Regions from separate parts of the Homo sapiens genome. Here regions 1, 3 and 4 are each linked to region 2. A link is a loop called in an ENCODE intact Hi-C map of the cell type or tissue named here. Cell type or tissue: Calu3. All regions are shown on one strand.

What was found. Hi-C counts contacts between places; a loop is a spot of excess contacts. Peaks named below come from ENCODE experiments on the same cell type or tissue, not always from the same donor. Only the 100,000 strongest peaks of a DNase experiment are listed, where the experiment ranks them.
Region 1: it touches region 2 in a loop (7-fold over the local background); 25 of 110 quality-filtered maps call a loop at or near these places.
Region 3: a loop joins it to region 2, with 10 times the contacts of the local background. A loop is called at or near these places in 17 of 110 quality-filtered maps.
Region 4: it touches region 2 in a loop (4-fold over the local background); 7 of 110 quality-filtered maps call a loop at or near these places.

Annotation. Positions count from the first base shown.
Region 1 is chr3:116,766,303-116,774,302 of GRCh38, reverse strand. No RefSeq gene overlaps it. Among named protein-coding and RNA genes, the nearest start is that of TUSC7, 61 kb to the right of the region's middle. In Calu3, a CTCF peak has its summit at 3,251 (motif pointing left); a DNase peak (open chromatin) is centred at 3,272.
Region 2 is chr3:117,522,154-117,530,153 of GRCh38, reverse strand. All of the region lies in intron 2 of LOC105374056 (a long non-coding RNA gene), which reads right to left. Among named protein-coding and RNA genes, the nearest start is that of LINC02024, 160 kb to the left of the region's middle. In Calu3, no CTCF peak of the experiment used is centred here; a DNase peak (open chromatin) is centred at 3,483.
Region 3 is chr3:116,861,289-116,869,288 of GRCh38, reverse strand. No RefSeq gene overlaps it. Among named protein-coding and RNA genes, the nearest start is that of MIR4447, 15 kb to the right of the region's middle. In Calu3, a CTCF peak has its summit at 4,801; a DNase peak (open chromatin) is centred at 4,758.
Region 4 is chr3:117,029,376-117,037,375 of GRCh38, reverse strand. The region is part of intron 1 of LOC124909415 (a long non-coding RNA gene); the gene reads left to right. Among named protein-coding and RNA genes, the nearest start is that of LINC00901, 110 kb to the right of the region's middle. In Calu3, no CTCF peak of the experiment used is centred here; no DNase peak of the experiment used is centred here.

The DNA of each region.
Region 1 (8,000 bases), 760 kb after region 2:
TATTTCTTCTGAGCAACCAGAACTAAATAAACATCACTTTCTTGATGCCACTGGTTTATTAAAATATGTCTGTAACTTCCTGTTTCTAATGCATCTAATGTAATTCTACTGGTTGAAAATCTAGGTCTTGCATCCCCTGATCTGGGTTATTTCCTTCTTCCCTTTAATATAGCAGTGCTAAAAACTTAGTGAGCATTCAAATTACCTGGTAGGCTTGATAAAGTACAGATTCCTTGGACCCACTCCCAGAATTGCTGATTTAGTAAGTCTGGTGTGGGATCCAATAATTTGTATTATATTTTTAGTAAGTTTCCAAGCTTGCTCAGGGACCATACTTTAGAGTCACTATTATTAATATGATCTGTTTAAGTAGATACTTAGTATGATGCCTGGGACATTGTAAATGCTCAATAAATGCTAAACATATAGCAGTTTTTCTACCATCCAATAAATATGACACTTTCAATCTTAACATTGTTTAATTGCCCTTATTTTATAAATATTCCATGTTTACCCTATCCTAGCTTACTCAGATCCGTCTTGACTCAGGTGAAATTCCAATCAATTTTTTAAAAACTTTTATATCATCATCGGTTCTTCCTTTCCTGAGTACACATTGATCTATGCCATTTATTTAATTTTTAATGATATATTGGCATAAACGTTTACTAATTTGTCTCCGTGGTGAAATTGTCTTTCCATCTAGTTGAAGAGGGCTGATGTGATATCTTGCATATCTGTTCAACCTCTCACAATGCCCAAAACAACTATTGCATGATCAAGGTGGATTGTTTGCTTTTAAGGTGCTTAAATATGCATCTGCTTTGAAGATTATAGAGAAACTAAAAAAACTACATATTTGGCTAATAAGAGGGTAGATGGTGAGAGTAAATACATATTAAATTCTTCGTAAAGTACGAAAGGATGCTTAAAAAACTATTATTCCTCAACATTATTGCCAAATAAAAATTTGCTTTTTAGTTGTTTCTGTTTTTTTTTTTACCTGTTTCTTATTGCAAAGTTGGAGTATTTCAAATCTCAAATCCTACTGAAAAGCTGAAACTTATCTTCATTATAAATATTTAATATAAACATAATTGTATATAATATTAGTGTAATGCTAGTGTAAAATATAGATGTGGCTTAAATGTTATAGAATCTCAATTTGCTTCCTTGGGGTTCTAGCTCTACACTTCACTAGAAATCCATGAATTCCATGCAGAGGAATCTATCAAAATCAAGCACAGGGACTGAAGGATGGCAATTTCAGGTAGATAACTATTGCTATTTTTATGGTTGGAGACTGCAGTTGTGTTCAGATTTCTGGGAACCAGATAGTATTTCAAAAATGTTTTCCATAATTTTTTTTCAAAAAGAATGAGGATTTCCTGTAAATGGACTTAGGCTTTTCATAATTTTTTGTACCCTCTCCTTTCAAAATAGCCACATAAGATACTACCCATTGGACTAAGCAACTGCTCTTCAGCAAGGTGATAACTCTTCTGGGTTTAGAGGGTTGACTTATAGTTAATTTTTGTAAGGGAAAATTACTTGAATATCATTAGGTTTATTAGACATCTTTGTAGATAACTTTGGTTTACCATAAACTTTAAATTCATTCATTTGTTAATTAATAAATATTTATTGAGTGCATATGTGTGCTGGATATTGCACTAAATATTTTGGGGGATAAAAGGATGTATCAGATATGGATTCTACTTTCAATCATCTTATGTCTGGTAGAAAATATATGTCTATAAATAACTACATTTTGAGGTAGAAAGAAGTGTCGTAAGAGAGGCTAGAGGCAATGCCTTCTGAGAAGGTGTACAGAGTATCCGAATGACATTGAGGAAGGCTTTATGGCAGAGCTCTATTTAGGTTGGGGCAGCAAGGATGCACATAGATATGTGGAATTAGGGAGGTAAACTGCTTTTACTAAATCTGGTCACTCTTCATGTCAGTTGAATTCTAGAGAGAGGGCCCTGGTCAGGGTGAAGGGATTTAAACGTGAATGCTGAACTTCCGTGGCTCAGTTTGACTGGAGCTCAAGGGCAGCAGGAAGAAGGGTGGGAGAGCTGGCTGGTGTGAATTCAAAGAGGGCTGTCAATATCAGGCCAAAGAAGATGGGTTTGAGTCTATATATAATGGGGAGGATAGCTCCTTGAATCAATCTACGCTTTAACAAGATTAGTATGGTGATAGAGTATAAATTGAGTTGTCTGTAATCTCACTTCTGGTCTCACGTCTATAATGTTGATGAATTGGTCTCTTTATGGGCATTTCCCCCTCCTGCACTTTGAGATGTGCAAGAATTTCTTGGGCACTATTGCTTCGTTCAATAAGAGAGGGCCCTAAGATCCACGGCCGCTTTAGTGAAAGGACTTATCTAGAGGGTTACAAAATAAATTAAGCATATAAATCTCGGGAGAAAGACTGTGATCCAGTTATATGTTCACTTTATGATTCAATGGCCATATGATGAACTTTCAAAAAGCAGTGAAAGAAAAAAATCAAGAGGAAGCAGCACTATAGAAATGCATAGTTTCCAGTAGCAGAGGTGATTTTTATCAAGCCCAAGTTGCTCCAGATGGCAGTGTGTAGTTGAATTTGAAAATGGAGGAAGTCATGGGTGTAGCAGGTAAATACTGACATCCTCCAAATAATCTTTGACTCCTCCATAAAAAAGGAGTCCGGCAAATAAATATTTTAGGTGTGTTACATTACAAAGTTATTTGATGAGATCTGCAAAGTTGCTGGTTTTGAATTATTAATGATCAGGGTATACATTCATAGTGAGAGAAAATAGGTAGTAGTCCCACCATACACTATCCATTTTCTTTCACATTATTTCATACCTAAACTGTGATGAGAAATTAATTACAAAATCTACTGCAATCCCTCTCAATGTACTATTAGGCTGAGAAACTCTAAGTCAGCCTTCTAGGCTTTCCTTTTTTAATTGACATGGATTTGCAGAAATTAGCTAGGTATTAAAAATTACCAAAGAAAAGGTTAATTAAACCAACCCACACAAATTGACAAAATCAGAAAGTCACCTGTTTGTTCTGTAAGCATAATGTATTCCATCAGATACAGCTCTTGAGTTTTATGCATGAAATGTCTTTTTTTTTTTTCCCATACTTCACGAAACTGGGGTCGCTTTGTGCTGCAGCTTTCCAATTTGCCTGTCCATTCTCATTTTCCTTCCTTAGCTGAGTGCCCCCTTTCGGCAGATGGTTTGATGGTTCCTCTTTTCCAAACGCATAAGCACGATGTATGTGCAAAAAGAAGGGCAATTCCGCCCTCAACTGGCCAGAGCAGTGATTGCATTTTGAAATTCTCTGAGCTTGAACCTAGCAGAGGCAATGGAATGTATTTAAAGATATGAAATGTGCTTTCCTGTGAATTTTATAGTTTAGTGATTTCCCAAGGCACACTCATTACTGTCGGTATTATTACCCCTTTCATGGTATTTCTGGAATTATCAAGGAAGAGAAGAAGAATAGATGCTGAACTCCTCAAGGAATAGTACTTATCACTGGCATTTTCCAGACTGCTGGCTAAATGGAGTCAACAAAGGTTTAAATTCTTAATAGACATTTCGGAGGCCTGTGATAAAAATCTCTGAAAAGGATACGTGAATGGCTTATAACTGTTTTTCATTTGTCTCTCTAATTCACCTGTCTGCTTTTTAGGAGGAAATCAGCATTAAATTGATTTAGTACTTTCTAAATCCAAAGATGAAAATAAGTGTTTTGATGCTTCCTCATGACATCCCAGGCTTAATGGGAAGAAAGGAAATAATTTCCCACTACCTAAAGGACCCTGAGCATATTAATGGTCAATACGGAGGGCAAGAATCCACCCTGCAGCCTGAGGACCCCAGGCAACTAAGTCAGCCCCTTCCACTAAAAAGAGCAGTATTATTTCCAATAGAGCTAAGAGGCTGAAATAACAGTGACAGAAACTAAATCTCTGCTGTAGCTTCAAAATGCTTTGAAAAAGGAACCATGACATTTTTGTTTTATGGGTCAACTGGGTATAACTGGGCTGCCATTAGACACAGGTAGACATTCAGAGTCCCAGATTACTCTTACATCAATGAATATATTAATTACAAGTTTACTTTTCAAATGTTGCACTGATACCTTAATTTAAACTGCTGAATTATGATGTATTAATTTGGGTTTACAGTATTTTCAACTAATTTAGGCTAAACCTGGTGACCCAAATGAGCGAGGTAGTGGTAGATATAAAGGGTGGGGGGATCAGGTTCTCAATTAGAGATATTTCTCTAGCAAGATAAATACTCACATGCATTGTGTAATTGGTCCTGAGGCTGTGATAATGAGCACGTCATCAGAAATCTCAAAAAATTGGCATAACCAGCTGGAAACCTATTCCTGAACTTTGAACTCGAATTCAACCTCTACTTGGCCATAATTTTATTGACTCTCTGTTATTTATCTGAAATTCAGCATGTTGAGAATAAATATTTTAAAAATAAATAAAAATATACTTACATAGAAATAATAAGTTCTAGTATTCAATAGTACAGTATGGAAATTATAGTTAATAATAATTTGTTGTATATTTCAAAATAGCTAGAAGAGAAGAATTATAATGTTCCCAGTACAAAGAAGAGATAAATGTTTTAGGCAATAAATATGATAACTGCCCTCATTTGATCATTACACATTGTATACATGTATCAAAATATCACATGTACCCCCAAATATGTATAACTATATACATATATATACACATCATATATATATATGTATACACATTTATACACATATATACACACATACATATATACACATATATACACATATACGCATATATACATATATGTATATATGCGTATATACATATATGTATATACGCATATATACATATATGTATATATACGCATATATACATATATATACATGATATATATATATACATCAATTTTTAAAAAACAACGCATGTGAAATTTACATGCAACTGCAGTAAAATCTAAAGCATAAAGTTTGCTAAAGAGGAATTTGGAATTATTAAACCAAAGCTTGGGGAAAAGACACCCTCAAAAACAAAACAACAAAACAGCATTATCATCATCATGGTGAATCCACTTCCCCTCCTGACCTGTCTTTTCTGTCAGCATCATTTTCTCAGTAACTTGGGTTTGTTTTTCCACTCCTTTTTTTTTTTTGCATTATTTTCCAGAAAGAATGGTTTCTAAACTACAGTGATTCTTTTCAAATTGTCTTCCTTCATCATTCTTCTATTTAGACTACCATCACCATAATTTTGTCACAACTCATAACTGAGTTATACAACATTGTAACTTAATGTCCTGCTTCTAGTCTCTCCATTCTATAGTCCATTTTCACTGGATGCTCATTGAGTACAGAATGAAAGTCAATACTCTTAATCTGGCTTTCAGAATGTCCTAGAATCTGGCTCTGGCCTTTGCTGCTGAGTCGCCTACTTTATGCTCCCACTAAATACATGACCTTGTTCCTCATGCATGCTCCATGCCAGCCAGATTCTCTGCTCTTCCCAGGCAATTCTTACTACCAGAAATGTCTTCCTCTTCCTTTTCGCTTATTAAAACTATATCCATCTTTTAAGGACAAGGTTATATGCTATCTTTTTTTGTGACAACTTCTCTGATTACCATGCTAAGAAAGAGATCCCATGCTTCCCTCATCCAGCCTTCTATACATGAAAAGAGTAATATTTGTCATGGCATACATATGGTATATTTTATCCTTCGCTATATCTCTCATTAACTTTATTAGATTATATGCTGTTTGAAACCAGATACAGTGACTCATTAATCCTTATATTCAATCAAACACTTAAACATATAGCATTCTGTACATGTGAAATAGCTATTTCTGTTAGTGATTTGAAAACATACTTTAGGGGAAAACGCATTTATAAAGAAAATACCCATACTTTAATGTCTTATATTCAAATCAGGAGTTTCAACTGAATACCTTGCTGAAAGAAAAATACATTAGCCTCTCATACAGAAACAGGTTTCAAAGAGTGTAATAACACAATTCTTTACGGTGATTACCTCAGTGAATAGGTTTAAAACAAATGTAATTAACACATTGATCACTTATAAGTAAATAGGTACTTTTAAAAAGAAAAATTGAATTTTTTCCTTGATTGTTCCTAAACTTGCCTTCTGGAATTTCAAGAGCAGCTAAGCTTAATAAATCCTTTAGTTGTAAGTACTCTGTCCAGCCCATGTCAAAATATTTTGAAATACTGAAGATGAAATTAATGAGATTCTTCTGCATCTCATATCCACCCTGAGCTGTGGTCTTCTTGATACCTGTGAATAGAATGGTGAACAGATACTTCATTCAACAAATATTCACTGAGCAACCAATACATATCCGGCACAGAGGAAACCATATAACAAAACAGACAAGGTCTTTGTTCTCATTTTTAAGTTTTATGGGTAGGAATATATTTTTTTCTAGTCCATTTTCTGTCAGAAATACCATTTTAGGAACCATGATAATTGTTTTAAAAATGAATTGAGGAATGTAAGTTGGTAAGCAACATTTCTCTCCTTTGCTCACTTCTTTCTTACTTATAAAATGACAGAAAACAGTGTAATAAAAATTTTTATTTATGCTTCACAGCAGGAAAAAGTAATTGAAATAAAAGCTTATCATCAATGTTACCCACAGATATTACTGGGTATCTTCAGGTTGAATTCACATACCAAGTACATACAACTTCCCTCCTTCTTCTTTCTCTCTTCTAATCACACAACATACCAACAAAGTACATCCTGGAGGGGGAAAGATACTAAGAAGAAAGCTTTATAAAAAGTGAAATTTGAGAATATTTTGTCCAACCACCTCATTTTTCCATAAAATAAAACTCTGAAAGAAAATTACTTTCTCAAGGATTTGTAGTGAATTAGTAACCGATTCTAGACTAGAAAAATCCTCACACTATTAGTTCAGTTCTTCTTCCTCTAAACAACATCATTCCTGACAGCTAGTTTTTTCATTAATTCATTCCACACACACATTGTTATTTCTTTTCTACAGTGGAAAGGCTAGATAGAGCTTCCTGAAAGACGTGAAACCCACTCTGGGTCTTCAAAAAATGCAGACAGGTCATAATAATCCCCATGATAATAAAGGCATAGGGTGATATACCAGATAGAGGGAACAAATGTGCAAAGGCTTGGAGTACGAGATTGCCTGGCAACTTGCGTAGGCCACAGGAGGGCAGAGTGAAAGGTGAGGCCCAGGAAGCAGGAGGGGCTAAATCATCAAGGGTCTTGGATGCTTTGCAATGGAATTTTGATAAAGAGCTCTTGAAATTTTTCAGTAGGGAGTCGTGGGGTAGATGGGTGTGTTAACTGATTACACTTTATTTAGAGATATCACTACGGTAGCAGTGCAGAGGACAGGCAAAGAAATCAGATAGAAGATGGTTATAGTAACTGAAACAAGAGATCATAAACACAGTATAAATCTCACCCTCATTATTCATGTTCTTCCAAAGAAAGTGTGGGCATCAGCCAGATGAACCACAACAATGCAAGTCCACAGATCCTTAGCCCATGAATGAGCTTCAGGAATACCTAAGCCCCAAAAGTGAAACACATCTGGTACATACGAGTATTTGTATTTCTGATGAGAGAGATCGGTATCATATTCTCAAAGGAACAAGACATCCACATTTTAAACAACTACTGCACTAAAAGCCTGAAAGAGTTGAGGCAGTTTCCCCAGTGCCTATTCCCACCTAGGAAAACCAGCCTTCCTGGATAATTGCCTCAGGCCTTCTACATAGAAGAAAAATTGTTTTTTGAGACACATATCTTTTGGCTAAAATTGATGTAGCAGATTTGTAACTCTGCAGAAGCAGTAGTAATTATCATAAGTCTCCCGGAAGAATTTGAGCAGTAATTCATAAAATTTTAGAGATACAGTCTGTTGGTGATAGAGGTGAAGAAGTGTTGA
Region 2 (8,000 bases):
GATCAAATGGGGAAAAGGTTTTGCTGTATTTGGGGAACAGCATGGAGGACAGTCCCTTGGGCAAGAGAATCATGACCTTGTATAGTAGAGGATGAGACTCGCTGTAATGAACTGCTGTATCAAAGACAGGTAGAAGAGTTTTGAAGAAAACTCCAACCAACACAGGTATTTCAGGTGACACATATCTCTGTTTCTATTTTGTTTGCCTGCTAGAATAACCACACTCAGGTTATCGGGAACACAGAACATGGAGAGAGACTCTGAGCTCTTTAGCAGTTTTGCCATTACATTTAGGTTCTGCGCAGTGGCAGTGAAAGTTATTGTTAGGACTTTGTATTGGGGAAGAATCACTTGGGACTTGGGAGACTGGCCATATATTGCCCAGCATCCAACCTGCTATCTACCTTCCATCTTTGTCTTAAGTGCTTTTGAAAGTAGTTGGCCAGGAGACCATGGGATGGCCTGGGGACCATGGGAAGTTACTGTGGCTCAGTAGAGACAATTCAGATTTGCCTCTATTCAGCTGTAGTAACAGAGATCATTCAAATTGGTCTCTACTCAGCTATAGTAACCAAAACAGCATGATACTGTTGTAAAAACGGACACATAGACCAACAGAACAGAATAGAGAACCCAAAAACAAATTCATACATCTAGAGTGAACTCATTTTTGACAAGTGTGGCAAGAACATACATTGGGGAAAGGACATTCTCTTCAATAAAATGGTGCTGAGAAAACTGGATATCCCTATGCAGAAAAGTAAAAACCAGAACCCTATCTCTCACCATATACAAAAACCAAGACAATGTAGATTAAGGAATTAAAATCTAAGACCTCAGAGTATGAAACTACAAAAAGAAAATATTAGGAAAACTCTCCAGGATATTGGGCCAGGCAAAAATTTCTCGAGTAATACTCCATAAGCACAGGCAACCAAAATAAAAATAGACAAATGGGATCACGTGAAGTTAAAAGGCTTCTGCATAGCAAAGGAAACAATCAACAGAGTGAAGAGACAATCCACAGAATGGGAGAAAATATTTACAAACTATGCATCTGACAAGGGATTAATAACTAGAATAAGGGGCTCAAGCAACTCCCTAGGAAAAAATCTAAAAATCCAATTAAAAAATAGACAAAAGATCTGAATAGACTTTCTCAAAAGAAGACATACAAATGCCAAACAGGTATATGAAAAGGTGCTCGATATCATTCATCATCAGAGAAATGCAAATCAATACCACAATGAGACATGATCTTACCTCTTTTGAATAAAACAAGTTAAAACTTGTTTTATTCAAAAGATGAGCAATAACAAATGCTGGCAATGATGTGGAGAAAAGGGAACCTTTGTACACTGTTGGTGGGAATGTAAATTAGTACAACCACTATGGAGAACAGTTTGGAGTTTCCTCAGAAAACTTACAATAGAACTACCATAGGGTCCAGCAATCCCATGGCTAGGTATATATCCAAAAGAAAGAAAATCAGTGAATCAAAGAGCTGTCTGTAATCCCATGTTTATTACAGCACTATGCAGAACAACCAATAATTTGAAGCAATCTAAGTGCCCATCAACAGATGAATGGATTTTTAAAAATGTGGTACATATACACAGTGGAGTACTATTCAGCCATAAAAAAGAATGAGATCCTGTCATTTGCAGCAACATGGATGGAACTGGAGGTCATTATGTTAAGTGAAATGAGCAAGGCACAGAAAGACAAACTTTGTATTTTCTCATTTATCTGTGGGAGCTAAACGTTAAAACAATTAAACTCCTGGAGATGGAGAGTAGAAGGATGGTTACTAGAGGCTGGGAAGGGTAGTGAGGTGATGGGGAAGTAGAGATGGTTAATGTATACAAGAATATAGTTAAATAGGATGACTAGGATCTAGTATTTGATAGCACAACGGGGTAACTACAGTCAATAATAATTTATTGTACATTGAACAATAACTAAATGTATAATTGGATTGTTTGTAACACAAAGAAAGGATAAATGCTTAACATGATAGAGACTCCATTTATGCTGATGTGATTATTATACATTGTATGCCTGTATCAACATATCTCATGTACCCCACATATATATATATACACCTACTATGTACCCACAAAATTTAAAAATATAAAAATTTAAAAATATGGAGATCCATTCCTACTTGGTTCCAGATGAATTATAGTTCTCTGTGAGCCAAGAAACATCTATATAATTTATAGTCCATTTTGGCTTGCTTTTATAAAGAAAACGTTATTTTCATTCTTAAGAAAATACAGGCTGCATAACATGATGCAATAGTTGATGGAGGCAGTAAACTGTTTCAGTCCTTACTTTAAAACAACAGCAGCTACAAAAACTGGTCTCTACTCAGAAAGGTTATGTGTGGGAAGGGACCACCACTTGAGTTCAGAGGAAGGTTCATTTGCTAGGATTGTTGTAACCAAGTACCACAAACTGAGTGGCTTACATAACAGTAATGTATCGTCTGAAAACTCTGGAGGCTACAAGTTCAAAATCAAGGTCTTGGTAGGATTGGTCTCTTCTTAGAAATGTGGTTTGTAGATGTATTACTGCAATCTCTGCCTTCATGTTCACATACTGTTCTCTGTGTGTTTGTCTGTGTCCAAATTTCCCTTTTTTATAAGGACACCAGTCACATTGGTCACCCTACCCCAGCATACCCTCATCTTAACTAATTACGTCTGCAAAACCCTGTTTCCAAATAAAGGCACATTCTGAGTTGCTGAAAGTTAGAGCTGCAACATATGAATTATGAGGAGGGGAGACACAATTCAGCACACAACAGCAATGATAAACAATAGTGCCCCATCCTTTCCAGTTACCTTGGGGATGATACTTTTTTCTCTATAAGATACAGAAATTACAGGCTTATTGATTAATCTGATATGTTTTTAGTACTAATTTAAATTTATATTTGGGGGGATATGGGGGATTAAGAATATCTCCCAGCAAATTCCCTTTCTGTTAATCTCCCCCAGCTTGCAGTGACAGGGACGTTACTCTGGAAAGAGATGTACCTTAGGCTTTACCTATAACTGGGCACTGTCATGGCCGACTGTTTTCTCACCCAGTCAGACCCTCCAACAAATGCCATTTTGTTTGTAGTAGCAGGAAGAAATGGAAGGAAAGAAGGAAGAACTGAGGGAAAGGAGAAAAGGGTCCCTTTTTTCCCACAAGTAGGAACATAATGCCAGAGTGCCCTTCCCGACTCATTTCTGACCCACAGAGACTGCTGCAGCATCTCTGACCACAACTGTGTAACACCTAAAACAAGGGAGCCCATTCTGAATACTGTGGTGATAATTAGAAAGAAGGCATGGAATTTTCCAAGACATTAACATTGGCAAAATGGTTCTGAGTGTGCTTTGTGTAAAAGTAATATTTGCAAAACACATCTGTCTGTTGAATATTAGAGTCAAAACACGTGGCAAACATTTTCATGGTATTCCACCAGGGGGTGCTCCCCCCAATAGAAAGAAGCAAGAAAACTTGAAAATATGACTATTTGAACAGCCCCAAAGAAAACATTTGTTTCTGCCAAAATCATGAAAACAAACATTTTTTTTCTTTGGGAAACAAACATATTGGCTCATAAAATGAGGTTTGAAAAAAAAACAGCTTCTATAACATATATATGTACATATTTTAAACTTGCCTGAAGGAAGATAAAACAGTGCATTGACTGATGATAGGTTTGATTATTTAGAAACTAAGAAATAGATTCCCAGAGAGAGTTCTCAGATCATTTCCAGCTTAAGAACTTTTAGAACGTTAAATGCAAATGAAGAGAGAGAAGCCAATTCTCCTGACCCCTGTAAAGCTCTTAAAAACATGCACTCCTCATAATATAGACAGCCGAAACCCCTTAGAAACTATATAGGAGTTACTATTAAGAAGCAAGCATTCAAGGATCTGATATGGCCCAGACTCTATGAAGTGCCAGTTTGATAAGCCATGTATCTGAGGTCCTCCTCTTGAGAGTTTTTATGCAAATCACTAGAAGCCCTACTTTTAATTTACCAAGAACTAAGTTGTATGGTGTGAAGCTCAAGGAATTTACTCGAGACTCAAATATTTTAGAAATTTTTTCTTTCAAATATACTTAGATTTTACATTATGAACCTTGCTTTTATACAAATCACTTTTTTGTTATTTGAGGAACAAGATAACATTTTCTTGGCAGGATTACTATAGTCCCCCCAACAAGCTCTACCAAAGAAGATAATAGAACTTATTGAGCTTAAATGAATTATAGGAAAGTTCCTGAAAAGTCCAAGGTAAATGTGAAGAGAACCCGATTCTCTTAACCTCACCCAACCCAGCACTTGATTCTCCCTTGTTTCCTGGTTTTCATACACACACTGGGAAAGGAAAAGGAAGAAGAAACAAGGATGTCGTTATGGCTGAAGGAGCTTTGAGCTTCCTTTGCTCTTTATCGCAAAATGCATTGAATATTTCCCTCATTTCTCGTAAGCCTGTTACATTTAATCCTACTGCTTATTGATATAAGAAAACTAAAACCATCTCTACGTTTGCAAAAGCGTATTTTACAATTTCTAGAACATTCACAGCAGCCACAATGCCACAGTGAATTGCCTCAAAAAAACAATGCTGATTTCTGTTTTGGGCACATTATTTCAGAAAACAACTCACCAGCAAGATAGCAATTCTACACAGAATCGTTTATATCATTACGTGGAAGATTATAACCCTAAAAAATATTCCCCAATTTGTTTCTTTACTGAATTCTGCTTTCTAAAATCAAGACAAACAAATAGGTATCTAAGAGAATTAGAGTGGTAAGAGTGTGAGGCTTAATTCCATATTGCACGTGCATGATGCTCTGTTTTTTATAGCTCCTGCTTAAACAAGCTTGAAAATAAAGCCATGGATCGATGGCCTGAGATGTATCATTACGGAGAATGCAACCCTGGGATTAAGTTAACCAGCCATTCTTCCATGCCGTGAACAAAGCTTGTCCTGGGAATCTGAGACATATGTTGTGGCCTGGTATGGCCCTTCTATTGCTTGCACCCTGCTCTGTGGGCTATATCACCATGAGTCAGTGGGCTTGGCACAGAAAGGCACATTCCAGCTACAGACCGAGGAAGAAGAAAAACTTCACACAGAGAGAAGAAATGGCAGAAACTTTATTGCAGTAGGAAGAAAAATAGGAAGTAAGAGTTTTAAGTAATATTACATAGTCAACTAATGTTAATAACATCAGCAGCTCTCTTTGAATGACAACTATGTACCAGGCTCCTTTTATACATTATTTTTGACCCTCATGTAACCTTTATAAGTATTCACTCCATTTTGACAGATGATAACTGATGGCCTCAGGTTCTGTAACTTGTCCTAGAATCATGCAGCTAGTATGTGGCTGAATTTTATTTGAACCCAGGCTTCTCTGCCTTCAAAGCCCGTGTCAAGTATGTGTTATGTGGCACCATCATACAATTTTATGTTTTCTTGCAAGAGCAGCATTTCAATGAGTGGCTCAGTCACTTATTCTTTGTGTAACTCTAGGCAAGTTCACCTAACATCTCTTGGTGCTTGTTTTCTTATTTGTAAAATGGGGACAATAATATTACCTAGGGCATAGAGTTATGGTAAGAGTTAATGATTAAATATATATGAAGCACTTTTGAGAGTGCTTAGAACACACTAAGCACTAAATGAAACTTAGCTATTATAGTAATACTATTGTTGAAATTGAACATTAGTGAAAAGAGCTTCCCAGAGAATACTTCCAAAAGGGGTAATAACGTCTGAATTATAAGCTTCCGGAGAGCAGGTATAATCCTCTCGTGTATATGCTTATATGGGGAGGACAGTATAAAGAACGTGGGAGCACATCATTTACTCTAAACAGGCAGTTAACTGGATCAAGATAAAAAGAAATTTCAGGGATGCAGCTCTGATCTTCCAGGAATTTGGCCAAGTGTGTGCTGAGGTTTATTAAATGTTTTACTAACACGTGAGTTCTTGCCTTTTTTTCTGGCGGGACCTAATATATAGGCATCTTTTATTCTGAACCTAGGCAAGGGGAAGGAGAAAACCTCATGGCAAAATGGTGAGGAATTGTGAGACAGAAGTGTCATGGTCAGTCAATAGAAAAGAAAGAAAAAAGAAAAAAATGTTAGTACTATCATTTATTTATAATGTAAGTTTTGAGAAACTTCTCACAATTCATGTTGAGAGAAAAACACCTACCCTCTGACTTATCCATCTTTACTGCCACCCTTGCTCCCTGAACTCTGGTTCTTTGTTTACTCAAAAGGCAGCTGGCTTGACTAGCTTTCCTGATGTTTTCTTTTGAAAATAATAAAAGAAAAGAAAAATAAAGCAAAAGCCATTCTCCCAAGGCGATATCGGGAAGTGTCACTTACCTATCGCCTTTCTTCCTTTCTCTCTGATGTTTAAGTGGTGATGCTCAGGACTGGTAATGCTCCAGGAAGTGACCCTGCCCTCAGGCCCTCTCCCCTGCCTCAGGCAGCCTGACTCAGAAACTGTCCCCTAATCACCTCATCCTCAGTCACAGCTGAGCTCCCTGGTCACCTCTTTCCAGGACCCACAATTCAACCTTATCCTGCAGCAGCCATGACATTCTAGAAACCTCACACTCCTGCCTATGTGCGTGCCCTGCAATATTTTTTGCTATCCTGTAAGGAGACCACACGCAGGCTTATCTCTGAGATGCTCTAAATCTAACTCAATCTAGTCAGGATTCCAGTCGTCCCTCCTGATAGGTCTATATCACTGCAAGTGTGGATGAAAAACACAGACTGTCAGAACTGAGAGGATGTCTCTGTATCATCTTGTCTCACAGTCTTAAATTTCAGATGAGGAAACAGATGCCCACATCACTGTTAGTGGATGACTCCAAACAAGAATCCAGGCTTTGAAACATGATGCACTGTTTTTTCCTCTGTGTTACATGACACGACTCCAGGTTAATACTCTCTGATTTGTTTTGATACCTAGGACATGTTGCTGTCTGATGTATCTCATTTTTAATCCACAAATAATCACTGATTTTTCTCTCTCCTCAGTTTACCAGTGGGTAGACATGGGTGGAAATTTATGTGGTATAATTTCATAAATTCTAGGAAATTCCTGGTGAATATATTTCCAGGGAATGGCAAATTCTTGGGATTCCCTCCCCATCAACAAAAATGAGTCTTTCTAATATGTTCTTTACAAGCTGGATATTTGTAACTGTATGAACTATCATAGAAGTTTACATTTTAGGAATATAATCAAATAATAGAATAAGATGTTAATTAAATATTTTTTATTAAATAACTTTAGAAGTATAAATAATATCACCAGTAAATTTTTAGATTTGTTGGGAAACTGTGACAGTAAATTGTGTTCAGGTTCTCACAATGAAGTAATAGAGAAACCAAATATTCCTGGGTAGATACCCCTAACCTCTAAATTTATAGGATAATGATATGACAGTATATTTGCTATATAATGTACTTATTTAAAATAGAACAATTAAAGGAAAACAACTATAGCTTCAAGTGATGGTTCCCACATTTTAGACTGCATGAGAATAACTAGAATGATGCTGTTTAAACTCAGATTCTGTTCCCTGGTCTAGACCTACTAAATTATCATTATTGGTGGTGGGGCTCTGAAATCTGCATTTTAAACAACTATTGCATTTGATTCTGCTACAGCAGGACTGCACTTTGATGAAATTTGGTTTAAGTATTTATTTGCTCAATGGCAAAGGTTTTCAAAGAAAACTGTCTATTCAACCATGCCTACATCAATTAATAACCATTACAGATTTTTGTTTTAAAAATGCCAAAAATAGTATTCAAGTTCTTGCTTGAGAATTCTAAAATTTTTATTGGTCACAGAGTGCAGATTAAAGATTGAAGGGTTGAGGCTCAGACTATGACCAGATCAACTGGGACCAGATCATCCCAACCATGTTTGCGATGGTAGGGATGATA
Region 3 (8,000 bases), 660 kb after region 2:
GTTATCTTTCTGAGAGATTGCCTCACCTAACTATTGAAATCAATTTGCTTCTCTCTCCTTTGCCCAAAATAATGCTCTGGATTCTCTCAAAGCATCTTTGCCATTTTCATCAATATTCAGATTCCAAAATATCTCTCCAATTGCTCTATAGTTCTTTGAAAAGCATGATTTAATATGTGACACATTCTTAAATTAACCAAACTTTCTAATCAAAAAAGAATCTCAACATTAAGCCTTTATTCCTCTTAGTGAGAAAAAAAGAAAACAAAAGACATATTTTGGAAGGTGGCAGATACCATGTATCATCAAGAACAGACTCTAATTCATTTGTTACTTTTTCCAACTATACCTTTTATTCCAACATTTTTTTTTTTTTTTAGACTGTCTCACTCGGTCACCCAGGCTGGAATGCAGTGGCACGATCTTGTCTCAGTGCAACCTCCGCCTCCTGGGTTCAAGCGATTCTCATGCCTCAGGCTCCTGAGTATCTGGGACAACAGGCACCTACCACCACACCCAGCTAACTTTTGTATATTAGTAGAGACAGGGTTTCACCATGTTGGCCAGGCTGGACTTGAACTCCTGACCTCAAGTGATCTGCCCTCCTCGGCCTCCCAATGTGCTGGGGTTACAGTCATGAGCCACCTTGTCCAGCCCCAACATAATATTGTTATGAATTGTGTTTTATTTTTTTCTGGTGTTAGAAATCATTCATGATTGTAGTGGACTGAGTTAATTTATTATACTTGGCTGTGCTGTACATGATAGGTTCTGTTAATAGATGCCAATTGCCTAGGCCCAGGTGTAGATGTGCAACTTAGGCTTTACCAATCAATGACTACCATTTAAGCAGGATCAGTCAGAATTTCTTCTGGAATTGATACACAGATGTTGAGAGAAGGAGTTTTCCTCTCTATATACCGTGTTTACTAAATTGGGAGGATGTGAACCTGTAGCTGACAGTTGCCATCTCTAAAGAAAGCCTTCTACAACAGCATAAAGCTCAATAAAGGCAAGCAGAGTTGAAAGGCAGGCAGTGTGAGTCTTGACAGCACAGTATCAGGTTTCCAGTACCTGAAGCCCTTATTCTACCAGCTTTCTGGATCCTGCTTCATCATTTCCCCACCTCTACATTCCCACTATCACAGAGACATTCCCACTAGCACAAATATTAATATCATTCATCTTAAAACCAAGGCAAAAAATAAGTTTATAGCATCTCTAATCATTAGCTCATTTCTCTACAAACTTCTCAAAAGAGTAGTCAGTCTTACAATCACTGACTCCAATTCTACACATCCCCTTTCCTCTTTGTAGGTTTCAGTTATGTTATTTTTTGTTCATGCAGAAAAATATATGTAACATGTTTTACATTGTGAAGCATAATAACATAACTTAAGAATTATAATATTACCAATTCTATTTTACTTTCCTCTGTGTTCCTTTCTATATACATTTCTATATACTTTCTATATACATTTCATTGCCTTCCTTAGAGAAAAGATAACGGCTATCTTAAATTTTAAGTATATATTTCCTTTCCTTTTAATTATTAAGAGTTTTACCACATACATATTTTTCCATAAATAACATACTACCTCCTTTGAGCGACTCCACAGGGGCTTTCTCCATTTTCACTGATACTGCCCTTGTTCTGATCACCAGCCATCTTCACATTTCAAAATCCAATCATGAATTCTCAGGCATCATTATCTTGACCTATCAAGAGCACTGGACATGTTTTGTTATTGCCTTTCCTTTGAGCATCTCTCTTGGTCTCTGGGGAGCCACTCTGTACTTAACCTCATCTGGGTTTCTACCTACCTTATTCAATGATCCTTCTCAGTCCCTTTGGCAAGATGTTCTTTTTTTTCTCTAACCTCTGTAACTGTTGGAGATTCCTAAGGGCTCGGACACTTCTGGTTTATCTAAACTCACTTCCTAAGTGACCTCATCTAGGCCTTATCTATAGAGTTGATACTTCAAAATACATATTCAAAATACTCTTCTCTCAATTCAAGGTGTGTTTATCCAGTGGACAATTCTGTGTCTTACTTGGACTTTCTGAGCTCCTTATCTCCTCATTCTTTCACAGTCTTTCCATTGAAGTACATGCTATCTTTATTGTGTCAGTTGCTTAGACCAAAACCTCTGAAACAAGCTTGGCTCCTCTTTCTTTCATACCCACATTCAAACCATCAGCAAATCCTATTTTCTCTACCTCAAAATATATCCAGATTCTAACCTCTTTCTATTGTGCTATTGCTACCATCCTGGTACAAATCACCATCTTCTCTCTCCTGGACTATTGTAATGACCAAATTCCTATTTTCTCCTTTGCCATTCTGCATGTTTTTTCTTTCTCCATGTAGCAGACAGATTGATCTTTTAAAAATTAAGTCACATCATACTATATCTCTGAGCAAAACCTGTTGACAGCTTTCCATCTTGCTCAGAGTGGAAGTTAAAACCCTTAATACAACTTACGATGCCCTTTGTGATCTTATTCCAGCTCTGTATCTGACTTCATCTCCTATACTCTTGCCTTCATTTCCTCTGCCCCAACCATAAAGGACCATGTCCTTTTTCTCAAACATGCCAAACCTGTTCTTGTCACAGCCTTGGTATCTACTGTTCTTTTCATATGACACAGTCTACTTCTTTACAAGGTTCTCAATCTATGCCCTATTCACATCCTTGGCTGGATAATTCTGTGTCATGGTGGACTTCCTGTGCCTCATGAGGTGTTTGCAGAGTCTCTTGCTCTACTCACTAGATGCCTGTAGAACCAGTTGTGATAACAGAAAATGTCTCTACTCATTGACAAATGTCCCTGGGGAGAAAAGCCATGCCCAGTTGAGAATCATTGGTCTAAACCCAAGTTAATGTAACAAGAAAAGGAGTTTTCTATCTGTATTGTTGATTATTATAGGACCAATATACAATAAATCCTCAAAAATATTCTTTAAGTAAATGAAAGCATGGATTCTGTGAAGTATCCCAATATTTTTTCCATTAACGTGAGCTAATAAATTATCTTTTTGCTTAACTTTGTTTGAAATGACTTTCTGTGTCTTACAAAGGAAAGATTTGTTGGAATAATTAAAAGATGTAAAAAGAAAATGTATGATTGTATAAAGAAGTGGATTTTCAAGATGACAAAAATAATTTATTTAAAATAGCTAGATTTTTATATTGATGGACAAGGATAAATGTAGTCTGGGGAAATAGTCTTTAAAATTGCAAATTTTTAGGAATTAAAGTAGTTGGTTCTCCAATATGCACTATGCTGATGCTCAGAAGTGTCACTCATTACACTTTACTCAGTAAAATTCTTTTGGCAACCTAATAATAAGATGCTTCTTTGAACACAAACATATTGAAAAACAGTCCATCTTCCATTCATTCTCTAATCCTTTATTGAAACATTGATACAGTACAGTTCTTCTGAAGTAATCTGTGGAGCTACATACATGACTACATCAGCAACTTTGCTTTTTAGGGGTTCATAGTTTATTGAAGGAGAACTTATATAAAAAGATAGTTACAATAAACTGAGAGACCCTTTACATAAAGGTGTGTGTCTATAGCTATATCTATATGTGTATCTGTAAGTATAAGCACATAGGACAGTTAACCTCACTTAGGAAGCTCAGAGAGGTAGCATTTGCCCTGGGGTTTTGCACAATAAATACATGATTGAATAAGGTGTTTACCTGGTGAGAAAAGGAAGGAAGATTATTTCTGGCAGAGAGAACAGCATGTAAAAGGCTTGGAGGTGTGATATAATTTGACATATAAAGAGAATCCCTCAGGAATATATGTGGCTGGATTGTACAATGCGTAAGGAGGAAGCCTGAGAAAAGAAAAAGTTGAGATAAATGAGGCCAGGTCATAAAGGGGCCTTATAAGTTTCATTAAGGTATATGTATGTGTATGTGCACTTTATCCTATATATAAGTCATATCCATCCCAGTTTTTTAGGGAAAAGAGTTATATGCTCAGATGCGTGTTCAAGAAGACCACTCTTCATGTTTGTGGTTAATATATGGTTGGGAAAGATATGAAATGGAGAATGTTCACCTAATAGCCTACCACAATCTTCTAAGGAAGAAAAATAAGGAATTGAACTAAACCACGAGCAACAGGCCTTACAAGGTGACTGTGGATTTCAGCAATATTTATATGAGTGAATCCACAAGTCAAGGTGATTGATTGGCATGTAAAAGAGAAGAAAGAGTAAAAGGTGTCCCTGGGGATCCTATTTTGGGAAATTTAGGAATGAAAGAACTGTGTGGCAGTGATCACCTGGAAAAAGAGGAAGACAACCTGTCCCTGAGATCCCGTTATAATAAGAGCAATGCTTGGTGTTCAGATTCTTTTCTAGTTGCTATGAATACTGATCACATTTATTCAGATGGGAAATTCAGGTGGAGTAGGAAAAATATTAAACATCTGGGGTATCTCTACCAACGTCATATTTTTAAAAAACAATATTGCTTTGAAATCTTGATGCTGAAATTACAAGGCAGACACTTAAAATATCAGCTGTCTTTGGCGAGGAATCCTTTTAAAGAGTAACGCTCAACTTTGCATGTTTATGAACTCCTTCATGGACAGTCGCGGCAACTTATTTTTTGGCGTCAAACCATCTCTATGAGTTCTCCACTTTTTTGTCCGTCTCACTTAAACCAAATTACATGTGTGACTTGGCAAGTCTTAGATGTGTGCCTGTTTGTGAGTTAACACTGCCACCTAGCATCTGAAGGGGATTTTTGTTTGCCTTCTAAAGAAAATCCAATTTCTCCTCCAGGCATCAGTGCCAGAACTCCTACCTTGAAAGGAACGTGTTTACGATTAATTAGCGTTGCAGGTGAAGAGCTTCTCATTGTTACATCAACATTTCGGCGTGCTGTGCTAAACATTCGGAGTGTCCATCACCGGAAAGTGGCAGAGAGAAGTTAGCATAGCAGCGTGTTTGTGCGTCTGCTGACCATGCACGTATGTTTCACTTCAGAGATGGAGAGGAAAAAGGGAAGGGGGGGAGGCAACTTACAGAACAATGAAAAGCACGCAGCTGGACCTGCAGGGGAGTCAGCAACAAATCACCGAAGAATGGAAGAGTTGGCAAGAGAGGGAGTGGCGGGGGCAGAAGGGATTTAGCAACATATAGAAACATGGAAGGAAAGGGAAGGAGGGGAAATGGTATAGGCAGATAGATGACACAGAAACATAAATATGTGAGTCACTGAAAGCAAAAAAAAAAACCTTTTCAGGATCTTTTTCTCTTTCCTTTTCTCTCTTCTCTCGTTTGGCTGAATGCATCACCGCAAGTTGGCTAGCCTTACTGCTTAGAACCAGCGTTTCTTGGTCAAGGCTTAAGTGTTTTTTTGTTTGTTTGTTTGTTTGTTTTTTCTGATTTGCATTTCTTGGGTTTGAACACAGTGTTCTTTAGTGCTTCATTAGTTTTCATTTGTATAATACATGCATCAAAGATAGACAGGTATTTAGGTTCAGTTATTATTAAACTTGTCTAAAGGAACTTTGGGGTTCTGAATTCTAAGCTGTGTGTACCTGTGTTCAGGATTCTACAAAGATCACAGAAATATGCCCCCTTGTGCCTCTAGGTGTCTTGCAAAGATGTCAAAAAGCAAATTTTGTACAGTACTTTGAGCTGCGTGTGAGAACACCATTATTTCTCCCTGATACCCTCTGCTGTGACAGTTTTATGTTTAAAAGTCTTTAACAGTTTGCTTTAGGGAAATGTGTATACATCTGAAAGAAAGTTCCCAGGTCCTGATTCCTATGGTGTTTCCTTATCAGAAACAACCCTACACCAGATTCACAATTTATCACTGTCTGACTTTTCTTTCCTGGGTTGCTGTCTTTTTTCTTGTCTTGCTTTCTTCCTTTCTTTACTTCCTCCAGTGTAAACAAACTAATATTCCAATCCCCTAATGTCCATATCTCTGCTTCTCGTACTGTATGTATTTGTGAGTGCGTGTCTGTGTTTGTTCCAGGCAACTGTGAAGGATTGAGTAGTTCCATTCCAAAGTTCTGGCAAATTCCCAGTCCTGGCAAATTGTAAGAGCAGAGTCAGGAACAAAATTCAGGTAACTGTAGTCGCTTGGCTGTTGCTGTTCCCTATTCTGACCTGTCGTCTTCTTCTCCTGCTATGACTGTCCTTGGTTCTGTCACCTGCCCCCAGGGATACTGTTTTTGTAGTTTCTCACCAAGATAGCTCAGCACTTCCTCCTCCTAAAGCTCGAGAAAGCCTTTAAAAAAATCAAGTTCAGAATAATCCTTTCCATCAGGCCATTCCACACTTTGCCACACATTATTTTCTTCTTTTAATGGACTGCTGTGTATTTGTGTTGACTTATTCAAAAGTAGCATCTAGTCAGGCTTCTGTTTTGGGCAAGGATAAAACCACTCATCCTCTTGTGGTAGAACACTCAGAAGTACAACTATATGCCCCCATGTTTATTGCCCTATTGTGCTACCTTAATGTTACTCCATGAGAAGCAACCCCTTCTCCACAATGTCCTTCCTTCTATTTCTGTGATCTCCATGTAAAAAATTCACATGAACCCAACCTCCTATAACCAGGGCTGCAGCAAAACCAGCTGGCAGCAGAGCTGCATTGGGCAGGGCAGCAGCAAGAATTAAAATCATTCATCTTCTTTCTTTCCATTGGCAGCCAGGGGAAGGCCGGGTGGAAAGGTTATGAATTGCCACATTTCCAAGGCAACCACAAGTTTGAGGATTTAGGAAGGTACTGACATGATGATACAGGTTAAGATATGTATCAGGGGTCTCTACCTTTTTGCATGGCAATTCTGTGCTTTTGTAATTTATACTTCATTCATAGACATGTACTCTAGGATTTCATTCTGGCATCAAGGCAAGTTGCTTCCTGCACAGCACTATGCAGATTTAACCCTTTATTAAATCACTTACTGTTTTTGGTACTGATTGAATTTGGTGATTTATAGATTAATTTCAGAAGCAGATTTTAAAAACTTTTTTTGGGAGAAAATCCACTTACTTAAATTACAGTGCCAGATATTTAAAGAGATATTCAGCATTTTGAATTTCAGGGGGAAAAACACAGGTCTCTCTTTCTTACCCTTCATCTCCAGTATTCTTAGAATTCTAAACACCGTATGTTTCATTGCCTATGAAATGCTCAGATAATAAAATGTTTATAGTTGAAGTTGACTCATGAAGCCTGTGTTCGTTATGAAAAGAAATTGCTAGGTGGGGGCTGAAAATTTACAACAGACACCAACAGGAAGAGATAGTGGTGCAAATCACACTAAGACATAGAGCTTTTCATATTAAATGACTCTCATGTACCATTTAGAATGATCAACACTTGGAGACGATACAGAATTCACAGAGAAAGGCTTCAAAGAGTATTTTGTACATATACTAAAACCAGGAATTAATTTTTCCCCCAACCTCAACCAGACATCAGGGTCTATTCTGAAACATTGTAATAAAGAGGACTGATACTGTTTATTTTAGGGTATCTTTTTTTCTTATTTATTTTTTATACTCTCTTAAAGAGGGCAGCTATATACATAGAACATGAAATTATGTATAATTTAAACATCAGGGGTTAATAGTGGATTCTTTCTTCATTTAAGCCTCTTAATACTTTGGGGCTTCGTTATCCTAATCTATGAAATGGAAGGAGGGTGCTTTAAATCCTTAGTTACAAATGAAATTATAGATATTTATGTTCTTTTCTGCAGTTTAGTTATGTTCTTCACATCCACCTTATTCTCTATAACATATGCATGTGTAGCACTTTTTAAATGCAGATGGCACAATCTCTGGAGCTATAGAATGAAGGTAGTATTTATCTCAGAATTTCTATACCTCTGATTACCTAAATACACTAATAGAAAAATTGGGCTGAAGAAACACAGTAACTAAGCAAGATACTAGCATAGTCACACTGAGTATTGAAACTCCAGAAAATGTATTAACCA
Region 4 (8,000 bases), 490 kb after region 2:
ATAATTTCTCTTATGATTTCTGCTTAAGCCCAAGGGTAATTTAATAGCAGGCTTTTTAGTTTCAGGACTAGGTAACATTTTTGGCTCTTTTTAAAATTATTGTTTTTCTAACTTTATTTCAGTAGAGTTAGGGAACATATTCTGATGTTGATTCATTGGAATTGTTTGAGCCTTTCTCTCTGTAATTGTTACAAATTTAATTTTTGTGAATATTCCATGTGAGCTAAAAAAAATCTGTTTTTGTTCTCTGGTCTCCACCCTAATGAGACTTTAGAAATTCTCAGCTGTAATCCATGATCCCTGGTCTAATAAAAAGAAGGGTGTAAACATGGACCTGACCTTCAGATGGGGAGGGGGAGGCAAAAGAACACAACTGAAAATGCTCCCCCAGCTACATTGAGGAGGGGTAAATGGTAGGAGGGAGCTAGGGAGAGAACATTTAAAGGGTGTTGACAGAGTTTAAATAGGTGGTGATAGGGACTTGAAGTGATAGCAAAAACAAAAAACAAAAAACAAAAAAAAAAAACCTCACAAAAGAAAAATAAAGACTTGGAGACTGACTGGGTCAGAAGGGCAAGAAGGAGAAGTTAGAAGAGTCAAGGATGATTATACAATTTAATTAAGTGTGTAGGGCAAGGATGAGGGAAGTCAGGAATCCAAGTTCAGATATGAGTCAGAGATGTAATTATAAAAGCACAGGCAAATGTTCCGAAGGAGCCCAGAAAAGCAGAAGTAAAAACTCCCAGTGTCCTTTCAACTGGGGAAGTTGCACTCTGCCTTCTGCTACTCTGCTAGAGCATCACAAGTTTCCCTGAGGGCCCCTGACCTCTAACCCTCATTTCCAAATCTAATGGTCTCCTCAGACAAGTATTTTTATGAAAATAAAGCCAAATAACATTGCGCTGACTTTGTCAGTCTGTTTTTTTTATTACACACTGGATTTCCGGGGAGGGGATTGCCCTCTTCATGTTTCAAGAGCCAATGCAATCTGGTTTTCTTTATATTCCCACTACTGCACCATCAAGTTGCAATCTAATCAACTGGAGATAGTGGCTGATTAATTCCCCGTAGAGTGAAATTTAATTCTTTCATCCTGAGTGTTAGTAGATGGCTAAATCAAGGTTCTACCAGGTTTCTTCCTGCATTTTATAACCTTTTGGGTCTCCTGAATGCTAAATCTAATCTCCCCTCTCCTGAACTTTCAAAAATTTTTTTAGGTCTTTCCATGTAGAAAGTATACACATCAAAACAGATGTGCTGTGTATTCTCTGCTTGGCATGTGGGGAGCCTAAACTATTTCAGCCTCAGGATTCTTATGCTTTTAAAATCCTGGGGAGTGGAGTAGAGGGCAGAGTCCCTCTCCTGCTCTGCCTCTCTGCTCCTCCCCTGGGCTTGTCCCTCTGCTCTCCCTAGAACCTGTCTCCAGCAGGCCACTTCCTCTGTGACAGCTTCAGGCATCCCAGCTGCATCTGTCCTTGGCTGTCATTCTCTGCCTGCAGCCTGCAAGATGCTTCAGCAACTCCAGTGAAAGTGCTTACATTCCTGCTCTGGCAGTGGGTGGGGAAGTCTTTTTTTTCTTCCTCTCTTTCTTTCTTATTTTGTTTTGTTTGTGTTTTTGTTTTGTTCAATTTACACATTCCTGAGCTGTCATCCTGGACCTCCCCCTCCCTGCAACAACTGTCAGACCCCCCTCTACAAGAAGACAGAGTAAACCAGAAACAAACAATGTACGAAGAGAAATTTCAAAGACATTCAGAGAAATGTGTTACTTCAAAGGCAGTAGCAAGGTCCCCCTGGAGCTCATTATTATAGCTGGTGAGATAAGGCAGGGAGGGAGCTGCTCAGTGGGCTCCCAGGGGATGGGAAAAATGGAAAAAAAAGCTCACGAGTAGTTCAGTTTAGCCATTTTTAAAAACTATCAAATCTATATATCCATCATAGATAAAGAAATAAACCTTGCCCCTTTTGTGGTCTCCAAAAGCTGTTCACTTTACTTGATATCCCACTGACACACCCCAAAACCATGAGTTCTTGAGAGGAGAATGTCTTATCCACTGTGGAATCAGTACAGCTATAGGGAAAAGAGACAGAATGGCAGGGTTAGAGGCCACACCTTGCTGAATAACAGTGGTTCGGATAATGAAGTGGAAGAGGAGAGGGGCTACAGCACCCCTAGCCTCACGCTGTACCTTAGGATGGAGAGCCATTGAGGCAGCCATGGGAACCCCAGCTGCTTTTACTTTTGGGGAGCTGGTTTTGTTTTAGCAGCAAAAGTTAACCACTATAAGAATGTATGTTAGGTAAAATTGACCCGGAAGGGAACACCTATTCCAGTAATAATTGATCTTTCACGTACTTTAGATTGTGCATACCTTTATGTTGAGATTGTGCTACCTCTTCTAGAGGTAGCTTTTTATATTTTTATCTCAACATAAAGCTTTTTATATTTTTCCCTTCAAGTTTATCTTGTTCATTAGATTGTGAAATTTAAGGTCGAGGAAAAAGATTTTTGTATTTTACTTTTGTTTTGTTTGCTTTTTCATCTCCAAACTTCTCAAGGAGTCCAAGAAGTATGAAATATCAACTAAAATTGTTTTTGAACTTAGAATATTTTATTGCTACCTTATTCAGATTTATTTTTTAATATGGATGCAATAAATTGTGTGTTTTTGGTATCAAGTTCCGTGTGTTTTGATAAATACGGAGTAGTATAACACCACTACAATCAAAATACAGAATATTTCTGTCAACCCATATGCACACACATACACAACACACACACACACACACACACCACACACACAGGTGCTAGCCTTTTTCAGTTAAGCCTTTACCCCCTGACAATTACTAATTTGTCTCTGTCCCTATAGTTTTCCTTTGTCAGAATGTTATATAAACGGAGTAACACAATATTAGAGCTTCATGTCTGGCTTATTCAATTAGTGTAATGCATTTGAGATCCATCCATGTTGTAGCATGTATCAGTACTTTGTTCATTTTTATTACCAAGTAATATCCCATTGTACAGATATAGTACAATGTATTTACCCATCCCCCAGTAGAGTACATTCAGAAGTACATTTGTTACAGGAAGGGAATCCCAACCCTGACCCCGGAAGAGGGTTCTTGGATCTCGTGCAAGAAAGAATTCAGGGCAAGTCCACAGTGCAAAGTGAAAGCAAGTTTGTTAAAAAAGTAAAGGAATAAAAGAATGGCTATTCCATAGAGCAGCCCTGAGGGCTGCTGGTTGCCCATTTTTATGGTTACTTCTTGATGATATGCTAAACAAGGGGTGGATTCTTCATGCCTCACCTTTTTAGACTATATAGGCTAACTTCTTGATGTTGCCATGGCATTTGTAAACTGTCATGGTGCTGGTGGGAGTGTAGCAGGGAGGACTACCAGAGGTCACTCTCATAGCCATTTTGGTTTTGGAGGGTTTTGGCCATCTCCTTCACTGCAACCTGTATTATCAGCAAGGTCTTTATGACCTGTATTTTGTGGTGACCTCTTATCTCATCCTGTGACTTAGAATGCCTTAACCATCTGGGAATGCAGTCCAGTGGGTTTCAGCCTCATTTTACCCAGCTCCTATTTAAGATGGAGTTGTGGCTGGGTGCTGTGGCTCACGCCTGTAATCCCATCACTTTGGGAGGCTGAGGCAGGCGGATCACCTGAGGTCAGGAGTTCTAGACCAGCCTGGTCAATGTGGTGAAACCACATCTCTACTAAAAATACAAACAAAAAATTAGCCTGGTGTGGTAGCGAACATCTGTGATCCTAGCTACTCGGGAGGCTGAAGTGGTAAAATCACTTGAACCCGGGAGGTAGAGGTTGCAGTGAGCCAAGATTGTGCCACTGCACTCTAGCCTGGGTGACAGAGCAAGACTCTGTCTCAAAAAACAAACAAACAAACAAAAACAAATAACAAGATGGAGTTGCTCTGGTTCACATGTCTCTGACATTTACCTCCTCCCTTTTATAAGGGAACCCTTAATTCTAAGGGTTGCAGAGGGATGAAAATCCATCTTCCATAACTTCTTCGGGTTGAATGGGGTGATGATATTTCTGCCTAACTATCAGGGTCTCTTGTGTTCAGGGTAGAGAGGAGCTCAGTCAGAAAATATCAGTGTGGAGAGGGCCATTTGTGACTCTCAAGTTTTGACAAGAGGTGATATCTGGAAGATTAATAAGTGTTTAGTTTAAGAAAACATTCAGTAAGCTTGTTCTATATTCCTGCACAAAGACTATAACAGCAATATATTCACAAGAGTAAAGCAAAATAAGTAAAGTTATTCCAAGTAAACTGAGTTAGAAGGCTTTTCATGAACTGGGCAACTGTTGGAACTAAGCTGATATGGGGTTATTAGCTATTGTAATGTGCCCAGAATTAGAATACTGATCCAGATTTTTACATTACCCATCCCTCTTGTTTCTTCTGAGCAACAGTCAGAGATCATTATGTGGTTCACAGGAATAAGCAGGGTTAGCCTAAATTGCAGAAACAAATGTAAAAACAACTAATGAGACTAGAATTTAATAAGTGTACCATGGTTCTTGAAATATAATATTTCTCTCTCCACTTTCCCATTTTTACTAAAGACAAATCATAGTAAGACCAATTTGCTTTATTATACTTGGCCTGATAATTTGTATAAAGTGCAGCAAGAATAATTATTTTCCACATAAGCTATTTTTAAATTGGCTTTGATGGAACTCTGTTCCATAGAAGGAATTTCAGATAAGACTTTTTTAAAGCCGAGCCCAGCCATGGGTGTTTAACCCTCAAATATCTATGAGTTGGGTAAATTTTTTCCTCTTGAGGTCCCAAGATAACTTGGGGATTCTGGACCTGTCAGAAAGTGACATACATTCTTTACTCACCACAGATCAGAAACCCTGTACAGGGACTGTGTAGGCAAGGTATGAGGCCAGTTCCCCAAGGGGCTTTTATTGGCTTTATAAGTCAAGTTTAATTCCTTAAAGGAAAACACACCATTCCAGTCAGAGCCTTGTCAAAATAACCAATTTCTCTAATTGTGTCCATTACAAAATAAAACAGATTCTTATTGAACTTATGCAAATAACTATATTGCCATAAGTTAAGAAAACTCACAACTAGTTTCCAAATTCTGGAGAAATCAGGTAGAGAGAAACAAATATGCTCCAAATTTTGTTCACAGGAGTATACTTAATTGCTACAAGCTGTAAATAGCTCAAAAGAAAAGTTTCCTTGCCTCTGAAAAACAAAACAAAGGATCAGCAGCATTTTAAGCAAAGCTAAAAAGATTACTTCCGTTTTCTATTGGTTCAGTTAATTCAGTTAATTCCTATCTATTTGATATTCATGAACATTCCAGCTCTTCATGAGAGTTCTGAAAGTTGTTTCTTCTGTTCTAATGTTACAATTTCCAAAGTTATTAGAAACCTGCATTTAAGAACACCTGTTAGAGTTCTATAGTTGATTATGAACCACCTTTTGAAGAGGATTAAAACAAGACAACAATTGTCTGTGGATGGCAAAACATCTTAGGACAGCCACAGTCAAAAACATGATTGACAAAGAAATGTGGTTAACTTTGTGGCATAGAATGATTTTATGAAACAATTATAATTATTAAAAACCTACACTAAGTCATTAGAATTATAGGACTTTCTTATTATTTTAGAACACTTACTAATAACATATTTATACAAATACAGCCTAAAGAAAACCAAATAACATTTCATATTTGATAATGCTTCCTGTATGATTTTCATACCAAATAAGCCAAATGTCACTGTTGCATTAGTGCATTATTGATGTCAAACCCAATTTTTAATAAAACATTATAGACATATTTACCCATTTCAATGTTTAACCTTAAGGTAAGATTCTTATAAACCTTTTATAACCCTTTACATTTTTTTTTTGTGAAAGAGCAGATCAGTGCTCTAAGAAAAACCTGCTGTGCTATTATTCCAAAGTTTAATTTATAGAAAAACTGAATAATACCCCTCTAACTTTAGCCATTATGTTCACACACAGAATCTCTTACAATTAATTTTTATAAACCTTCCACAACAGTTCAAACTTTCAACTTTATTCCATCTAATTTAAAATAACTCTTCAACCCTTTAGGGAAAAAAATCCACATTCCCATGTCTTCTTATAATCTTTTACAAAAAATACATTTTACTTTTCTTACACACCTTACATGTAAAATTGTTTCTTCAGTAGTCTCAATTACATATTACATGTTAACTTTTAGTGACTTTTACTTATGGTGAAAACCCTGGTTAGTAAGTAATTTTAATTGTGTACTAGTTGTGGAGCCTCGCCTAGGACACACCAGGCAGCAGTGCAGATTAGAGCTGACTCTACAGCATAGCTAAGGGGCATGGCTAACTCCACATGTCCCCTGGCCTTGCCTTACTTAAGCAGGCAAGTTGCACAGCAAGAGTTATAGTGGCATTTTATAAAGCATTTGGGAGGCCTAACGACTTTTGAATTGTACAACATTTCTTGCATAAATTCCCTTTCACAAATCCTTTTATGACTTACACAGACCATCTGAGATATTCTTGGACTTCCTGACTTGCCTTAAACATCCCTCCTTTTAAACAACCAGTCATTTTACTTTAGGACAAGAATTTACCATGCAAGATCCTTTCTTATATAAAATCTCTTTCTTTATATTTTTCTTTGTATAGGTAGGGGACATGGCTAATTTCACATATCCCCATGCCTTATCTAGAATCTAATGGCTTAAAGGTAGGTAAACTGAACAATTTTTTATAGTCAGAGAAAACAGTTTGACCTTAAAGCATTCCACAAATCTGATATCTGACCTTAATTTAGACCTAATGTCTACATTTTCAAGACTTTTTATTTTACCAACAATCTTTAAAACTGTCTTTATTTCCAAAAGATTACTAAAGTCACGTGAACAAAAAGGCATTACATTTTCTATTTTTCTGGCAAAATATTTGATTTAAGCACTTATTTTTCTAAGACAATTAGAGCTCTTTTATATATAAACATACAACAACATATAAATACACAGACAGACAGAAAATTCAGCACTTGTACAATTTTTTACTTGCCAGTTTCTTAATTGCATTACTGGCTTCAGGGTGGAGCCCTTGCAAGAACAGGGCCAGAAAAGCATGTGTTTCTAGGGCAAAATAAGCAGCAAATAAGCAGCTGAAGGCAAAGATCCCCAAAATTAAGAGCGCCATTTTTTTTTACTGGCTCCTGGATCCCCAAAAGGAGGGAAACACTACGGGAGAAGACAGTGCAGCGCTTTTACTTTGCATTTCAGTGCAAGGCAAGCCAAAGCCAATCAGCCGGTTTAGTAGTCAGCCCATCCCTCATGGGAGTCTTACCTTTCAGTGGGGGCTGGGGATGGTTCCTTATCTTCCAGGTGGCCAAGAACATGCTTCTCTGATCCAAGAGTGCAAAGAGTCAAAGAGTCAAGTATCCCTCCATAACTACTATTAGCTATCACTTAAAGTATATTTCCTACCTAGGTATTACAAACCAAAGCACTCTCATAATGTGAAGTAATTTCTGATACCCCCCAAACTCAGATAACGCGATGCAAAGGATGCAAAAAGCAGAACAGAGCCTTTGATTTTGAGAGGGATCTATTTGCTTTTAATTCCTGGGATTTCATGAGGGGAAAAAAAGGTTTTTTGTTGTTGTTGTTTTGTTTTTTCCCTAAAACTGGGTCTGTGGTGCCTCTTCTGTTTTTCCCAAGGAGTCCCAGGCTACCAGAAGTTATCTTAGGGACTCTCATGTGTGTATTAAGAGTGGCAAGACAAAAAAAAATGGAGAAAAATCATTCAGTCAACTGAGAAGAAAAAACCTTTTTTCCAGAAAAACAAGTTCCAAGAAGAGAAAAGCATAAAGGCCTTTTAGATATATCTATAGCTTGTTTATCCACTTTTAATTAAGCTGACTTTTAACCATAGTGCTCTTTAAAAAAGAAATCCTTTTAGATCTCTTATTACCCAAC